2 separate regions of the Homo sapiens genome follow, and region 1 is linked to region 2. The links are chromatin contacts, found by Hi-C or POLR2A ChIA-PET in ENCODE. All regions are on one chromosome and are shown on one strand. The core of a region is the stretch at or near the end of the contact, and the rest is flanking DNA. Distances in the headings are between cores, read along the strand shown.

Evidence for each region. A loop is a pair of places that touch in the nucleus more often than their neighbours do. ChIA-PET counts read pairs that join two places held with the same protein, here RNA polymerase II (POLR2A). Pooled maps may share reads with other maps.
Region 1: a loop to region 2 is called in a pooled map, with 5 times the contacts of the local background. The contact joins the enhancer-like site here to the promoter of DDX60L in region 2. A Hi-C loop is called at or near these places in 6 of 50 pooled maps. POLR2A ChIA-PET finds 5 or more read pairs at or near these places in 3 of 52 experiments (GM10248, IMR-90 and OCI-LY7).

What each region holds. Positions count from the first base shown.
Region 1 is chr4:168,880,185-168,883,851 of GRCh38, forward strand. All of the region lies in intron 10 of PALLD (palladin, cytoskeletal associated protein), which reads left to right. Among named protein-coding and RNA genes, the nearest start is that of CBR4, 130 kb to the right of the region's middle. RefSeq lists an enhancer at 1,003-1,252. Within about 2 kb of position 1,752, at least 2 of the 41 ENCODE cell types and tissues checked have a DNase peak (open chromatin) inside an H3K27ac peak, as active enhancers do.
Region 2 is chr4:168,478,163-168,481,918 of GRCh38, forward strand. It overlaps DDX60L (DExD/H-box 60 like), which reads right to left and starts at 2,330. Exons shown (of 38, transcript NM_001012967.3): 1 at 2,215-2,330. RefSeq lists an enhancer at 2,349-2,588.

The DNA.
Region 1 (3,667 bases), core at 502-3,001, 400 kb after region 2:
GGCTTACCTCAAGTAACAGGAGCACTTGCTTCTTGTCAGCATCTATCACAGTGACTCATTTTATGGAGTCAAAATAGCTTATAATTGTTACCACAAGAGTCCAGTCGTTCCTGCCATTTCTTAAAAATTAATGGAGAAGTCGTGCCGATTTTGTGGCCATGGAAAACTGTACCCAAAGATAGTGAAGTGCTGTGACATCAAAGTGGCAATACCAGACTACAGATTTTTAGCTCCATGCCTGCTCAGTAAGCCATTATTATGTGGTTACCGTTTTGTCCTCAAGGAATTTTCCTGTTGCTAAATCACGCATACTTGAAGAATTCATTATTTTGGTTTGATAAATGTGTCTTTTGAAACATGTTTTTCCTCTGGCATACTATGGGATCTGTCATTTGCATTCTGAATTAAAAACAAAAATGTTACTATTTTTGTTTACCATAATAATCCAAATAATTTGCCAAAGATTGAGTGTCCCTATCAGGGCTGCCATGACTTTGGCATCCTGGAACTTGCAGGAACTGCCAAGTTATCATAAGATGTATATATTCAGTTTCACTTATAAGTGTTATTTCTTTAGCTGGATAGTTTTGCCATATATATCAAGTACCAACAAATTGGTTGATTATATGTAACACAATGAAGTAGAAATTCATTAGGTTTTTTTCACTTGCCTTGTTTTACCAAAATCTTAAATGTAAATTTCCAATATCTTAGTTTTCTTTTCTTTTCTTTTCTTTTTTTCTGAGACAGTCTTGTTCTGTTGTCCAGGCTGGAATGCAGTGGTGCAATTGCAGCTCACTGCCACCTCCGCCTCTGGGTTCCAACAATTCATGCCTCAGCCACCTAAATAGCTGGGATTACAGGTGTGGGCCATCACGTCCGTCTAGTTTTTGTATTTTTAGTAGAGATGGGGTTTCACCATGATGGCCAGGCTGGTTTCAAACTTCTGACCTCAGGTGATCCGCCTGCCTTGGCCTCTCAAAGTGCTGGGATTACAGGCCTGAGCCACTGTGTCCAGTCTCTCTTAGTTTGCTTAATCATACTTGTATACTTGCTGTTTTATTCTGTTTGTTTCACACTGTTCTTATTTTCATCTGTAGACAGGAAGGTTAGTAAGTACTAAGTTTCTAAACAGTCTGTGGAGATAAGGTTCTGTTTTTCATATGTTTGGGTAGCAGAGGTCAAAGCAGGGAACAAAGGTCATGGATGTCAGTGATAAACCACAAAGCCGAGGCAAAAGACAGTAAATCTGGGGAAGAAAGGCATTTGAGGAACTGTATGTATAGAAGTTCCCCAGACCGCAGTCAACCAACTGCATGCTGTTCTGTGAGCCGGAGAGAGGTTGACTGCGGTCTGGGGAACTTCTATACATACAGTTCCTCAAATGCCTTTCTTCCTTTATGCTACATCTTCCCCAAATTTACTGGGGTCACTGGCAAAATATTGCCCTGCACAAAGCTGTCAACAGATACAAATATTAAGTTGACAAACTCTTTTAGATGGAGGCAGTAAGGAGAGCATGCCTTAGAGAGAAATCTGTTTGCACTTTTATAAAATTAATGTATTCTATTCCCCTCACTATTGCTGGTAAGTTGGTGTTACAGCCTCCATTGCTGTAACCATGTTTCTCCACATAGTAAATCAGCCCTAAGACACAGAAGAAACCCAGAAGATTTGGCAGTGCCGACAGGCATAGTGTGGCAGTTCTGCTCTGCTGGTCTCTGAGTGGCCATACTAAGTCTGAAGGGTGAATCAGATCAGACCCATCCCTGGAACCAGACTGGCACTGTTTCTTTTGCCATCTTCACATTCTTGGAATCTGTGCTCATAAGGGAGTGCCACATAGCCACAGTGCCACAATGTTGTATGCTCTTAACTACCTCTTTTATATAAGCAGGGCTTTGGTTTGAAATGTTGCCCCATGTTTGTCACAAAGAAGAGCATGTGTCAATAAGAGCTTTTATACAGATGTATTAATGACAGCTTTTATTATATAGGCCCACAGCTCCTTATGGACATTATCTCATTGTCGCTCTCTTTCTCCCTCATAGGAAACGGGTAGGTGGGGACACTATCATCGTTACTCAAGAGGTGACGGGATTTCCCAGGGTTCTGGAAGAAATGCCTGAGCAAGGAGAGCATAGCGTGACTTAGGTTCATCTCAAATAACTCTAATGTCTAACATTTCTTGATTAAAGAAAGCTGTTGTAGAAGCAGCAAATCAGAATCCCCGAGTCAAGGAAAACTTTGTAACAAATTTAACTGTACTTTAAGATTCATGACACAGGGCATTTTCACCAGTTTTCAAGTCAAGACTGTGGTTAGATAGTAACCAGTGAAAAAGAATCCAACAGATACAAGCCGCAATGTACTTTGCAGACATCTCATCTACCTATCTTTCTCCTATTTTTCAGGAAACAGATAGTGGGGGGCTTTTCATTCTCTGACCTGAAGGGGTTGGAGGTGTTATTACTGGGCTCATTAGGGTCCAGTATCTTATCAAGTTGTATCCAATCCTGGACAAGTATTTACCAACAAATTAGTAGGCAAGGCCTCCAGGATCTGCTGCGACTGGGTTATTCTGTTGAAATGTCTCTGCCCCTGGGGCAGCTCAAAATCAGACCTGTACGGCTGTGTACCAAGTTGTACAGAATGAATGAACAGAAGTAACCCGAAGCCAGTGGATCACGAGGTCAGGAGATCGAGATCATCCTGGCCAACATGGTGAAACACCATCTCTACTAAAATACAAAAAATTAGCCGGGCATGGTGGTGTGCACCTGTAGTCCCAGCTACTTGGGAGGGCTGAGGCAGGGGAATCGCTTGAACACAGTGGGTGAGGTTGCAGTGAGCTGAGATTGCGCCATTGCATTCCAGCCTGGTGACAGAGCAAAACTCTGTCTCAAAAAAAAAAAAAAAAGTAACCCACGTGCCTTTGTCATTTTCTTTTTTAAAGAACCCAAAATATAATATGAGGAGAATTTGATATTACAATAAAGTTATCTATTTTCCTTTAAATATGAGCTTAAGTTACCCATTTTTTGTACTTTAACAGCCTTTGCTTTACCGTAAAATTCAGTAAAAGGAAAACAGAATTGATATACAAAAGCTCAGTTTGTATATCTTGGGCTCTTTTATATATTAATACATTACATTCTTGAATATAAGTGATATTTAAATGCCAACATGTTAATGAGTTTGCTCACTCTGAAATTTTGTGGAATTTAGTTACCATCAGATTTCACTGAATGTGAGAAGAGTAGAATAAGAGGACTTGTAATAGTTAAATTCTCTGGTTGATTCTGGTACCTTATCTCTTTAATCAATATTGTGCTCTGGAAATTTGAGTTTCTGAAATCTGCTCACAGAATTGACCTGCAATAGCATATCAAGGGAAGGATGCTTTCAAGATTATTCAGTAGCCAAAAAAAGAGACCTCTTGGGATTTGGTGGTGATTGAATCTGGAAAATTTTACCTTCCAGATGCTTGTGTATATGTTTGAGATGTTTTTATCCCAACCACATGAATATTGTTTTTAAATGACAAATGACTTACTGTTAAAGCCAGAGTAAACAGATCAGTAATGTTTTTTGTACAGTTGGGCTGAGTGTGTATACAATGAAGTATTTAGTGCAGGAGGCCTGTTACAAATTGTTTATTGGTTAA
Region 2 (3,756 bases), core at 1,080-3,579:
TGTACTGCAAATAAAAAGTGATAGGACAAAAAAAAAAGAAAAAAAACACCTTGCTCAACAAAGACTCATAAAGAATTCTCAGTTAAACAGAAGGACTTAGCCTTGCTGCAAGTATTAGGTGGAGGTGTTACCCTCCCAGGCCAGACTATCATTTCAAATGAACTTAAGACAGATTATGCTAATTTGAGAGGGAATTAGGATGAAAATAGAAACTCTCTGGGTGTAATTAACGGCATAGGGAACTAACTAGAGCATAAGAAGCTGGATACATTTCTTAGAGAATTGTATTTCCAAATAAACTATGAGCTGCCTTAAAAATGGTTACATCAGTAAAACAAGCAGCAGGTTATAAAAAAGGGTGATATCAGTAAATCAACCAGCAGGTCTCCATACTTACAAAGCAGAAAATGAGCCTGCAGCAGGGAAAACCACAGAGATTTCCACCCACATCAACATAGCCGTGGATGATAATTAACATGGGTATTTTATTAAAAGCCATAAAGCTAATCCTGAGAAGAATTTTTAAAAATATATAATTCATATTAGAAGTATTTCTTTCACAGGGAGTCGTCGGAGTCTGTCTAAAGTAGATAAAACAAAAGACTGATTTGTAAGCATATAATTTATAAGCAACCAAGAAAGAAATGTATATCTTTGGAGTGGTAACGCCTCAGGAGAACTAAAACTGTGAGACTAAGTATGAAGGGGAAAGTAGTAGAGAAGGGCATTTAATTTTTGTTTTATGTCTTTCTCTTCTGCTTCAAATAAAACTGATCAATTATGACCCAGCATACCATGGGGTATCATACAGCAATTACTAAGTAAGACTGACAGGTACCAATAAATCATGAACCAAGAAAAGCATACCAGTATGACAGCCAAAATATCTTTTAAAGTGTATGGATCTAGAGATAGACAGATGATGGATCGATGGATGGACGGATGGTTGGATGGCTGGATGATGGATGGATGGATGGATGGATGGATGGATGGATGGATGGATAGAGAGATAGGAGCTATAGACAAAAACTTGTCTCTTTGTAGAGTATCAGGAAGGATTCACACTAAACTATCCCCAATATCTTTGGGATAGAAGGCGAAGAGCCTTGGAAGCATAACTCACCCTCATTTATTTTAGTACCCTCAACTCTCAGCACCTGAGTTCCACCAAACTTCAAACTGCAAATCTTAGATTGAATGGTATGTTACTGTTTTCAGGAGAACACTCGAAATCATGAAGGTCTGTATGTCGTTGATGTTATGGTTTGGACTTCTTATTGTGTCTTTAAAGGACTTGCTTCTGTTTGGTTCTGACCGCTTTTTCTAGCAGTCATTAGGAGCTTTCATAATCCTTAAGGCCCCATCACGGATGATGTCAGCTTCTTTGATTATGGAAAACCTTGAGAAGTTTATTATAAATTTATCAATGTAACTTTGTAAACAAAAGAGAAGCGGGAAAAAAGAACAAAGTACCTTTCCAGAGAAATAGTAAAACCTTATTTCCGCTATTAAGAGCTTAAATCCGGCCGGGCGCGGTGGCTCACGCCTGTAATCCCAGCACTTTGGGCGGCCTAGGCGGGCGGGTCACGAGGTCAGGAGATCGAGACCATCCTGGCCTAACATGGTGAAACCCCGTCTCTACTAAAAATAAAAAATAAAAAATAAAAAAAAATTAGCCGGGCGTGGTGGCGGGTGCCTGTAGTCCCAGCTACTCGGGAGGTTGAGGCAGGAGAATAGCGTGAACCCGGAAGGTGGAGGTTGCAGTGAGCAGAGATAACGCCACTGCACTCCAGCCTGGGCGACAGAGCGAGACTGACTCAAAAAAAAAAAAAAAAAAAAAGCTTAAATACAAGACGGAAAAAAGGGAAGCGGCTTGCTGCCTGTCAATGTCCAGGTTCGAATGGCTGTGCTCAGATGTGGTGACCCTTACTTTCTCCTCAGCACCCCAGATCCCCAGGCCCCCTCGGGTGCAGAGGACCCGTTAAATGCCTGAGCACTCTCCTCTCTCACGGTGGTTGTCCCTCTTCCCTACCTCTCCGCGAAGCTGCCGCCCGAGCCCAGTGGGCGCCCCAGCTTCCCTCGCCCGGCGCGCACGAAGCCACCAGGCCACCTCCCCGCCCGGTCCATCTGGATGTTGAAGGAATCCTAGAACCCCCGCGGGACAGCTCCGCTCCAGGGTCCCTAGCGACACCCGACGTCACCCGCAATCCTCACCCCGGCCGCCGAACCTGCTAGGTCCAAAGAGCTTCGGAGCTGCACGCCCCGCGGGGAGGAGGTGGAGCAGAGGAGACCGAGCGCAGAGCCTGGCGTCGGACTGGGCGCTCTGAGCCACACAGCAGCCAGCGCCTGAGTTTTTATCTAGGGAGTTAGTTTCGGTTTCTTTTCTCCACCGCGAGGCCTTTTCGATTTCCGCAGTTTTCTGGAGGTAGAATATAGGTCTGCATTGGTTTACTCTGAGAATCTTAGGGAAGTAATAGTAGAAGCGATGATATGCTATCTGGGACATGCATGTAATTGTAAAGGGAAAGAAAGCAGAGAAATCTGGGACTCTAAACAAGGAATTGAGGCTGAGAGTAAATGCAGCACGCTAAGCACTATGAAAGTCTGCGGTGAGGTGTGGCGTTTTTCTTTTCTGGCAAGGTACTGGACAGGCAAAAATGGAGTAAAAAAGGATTAGGGGCTTTGAGTTTCTGTCCTAAGAAGTTCATTTTATGAAAAATTTCCAATAGTATAACTGTCCAGTGTGAACATTTGAAAGACCAATCATCTATCACAGAGAATTTAAATTGAGAAGAAGAATGCTCTTTAGTTTTGTCATCAAGCTCATTAATGTTTGAAATTCGAGTTTCAACCCCAGCCCATCATGGTCTTTAGTGCTCCAGACGCTTAATTCCATGACGTTATGCATGTGCAGAATATATTGAGATTCAAGGTGGTGGTGAGGGTGCCCCAGTAACGGCATGGGGTAATAAATGGAGAGAAATCGAAACCGGAAGTTCTGTCTTCAAGAAAAGGAAAGGGTGGAAGTGACTTGTTCACAATAGAAAGAGCCCAGAAGAACAAAGTTTTTTCTCAGACTCTGGAATATAAAGTGGCTTCGAAAAGGAGGTGAAAACATTGCTCACTTCTGTCAGGATTTTTCTTTAATTTTATGTTTGGTTGAAAATAGTTATGATTCTCTTTCTCAATGAGGATGACATTGAGAAAGAACCTGAAATGACTCATGATTAAGTCATGAGTTCATCTCAGATGAATTCCTCTCTAGCATCTGATACTGGACCTTTGTATCATAAGAATGCATTTGCTAGCAGCAGAAAATTGGGCTTTGCTGTAAAAGCATTCATTGAGCTTTTTATGTGCCAGGCAATAGGCTAAGCCCTTAACATGTATTATCACATTAAATCTCACAGAAATCCCATGAGCAACTTTACTGTTGCTATTTTATGGATGAGGTAAATAAGGCTTAGAGAATTCAATTACTTGTCGATGACCCTACAGGTAGTTAATGGTAGCCAAGACTTCAAAATTTAATTCCAAAGATAATATCTACAATATTCTCTGTATATATTATCTCATTCCAGTTCTTTTAAATACTACAGTGTCATTATTCCTCCCCCAAAGCACATACAATTTAATGGGGATTTCCTCTTTTGGTTGTAGAAGTGGGCCCTACATGTTCTTAATATAATTGACTGTCTGCTGTTGTTTTTCTCTCTTAAAGATATAGATGTATCAGGTGGGGATTCCCTAGATGTT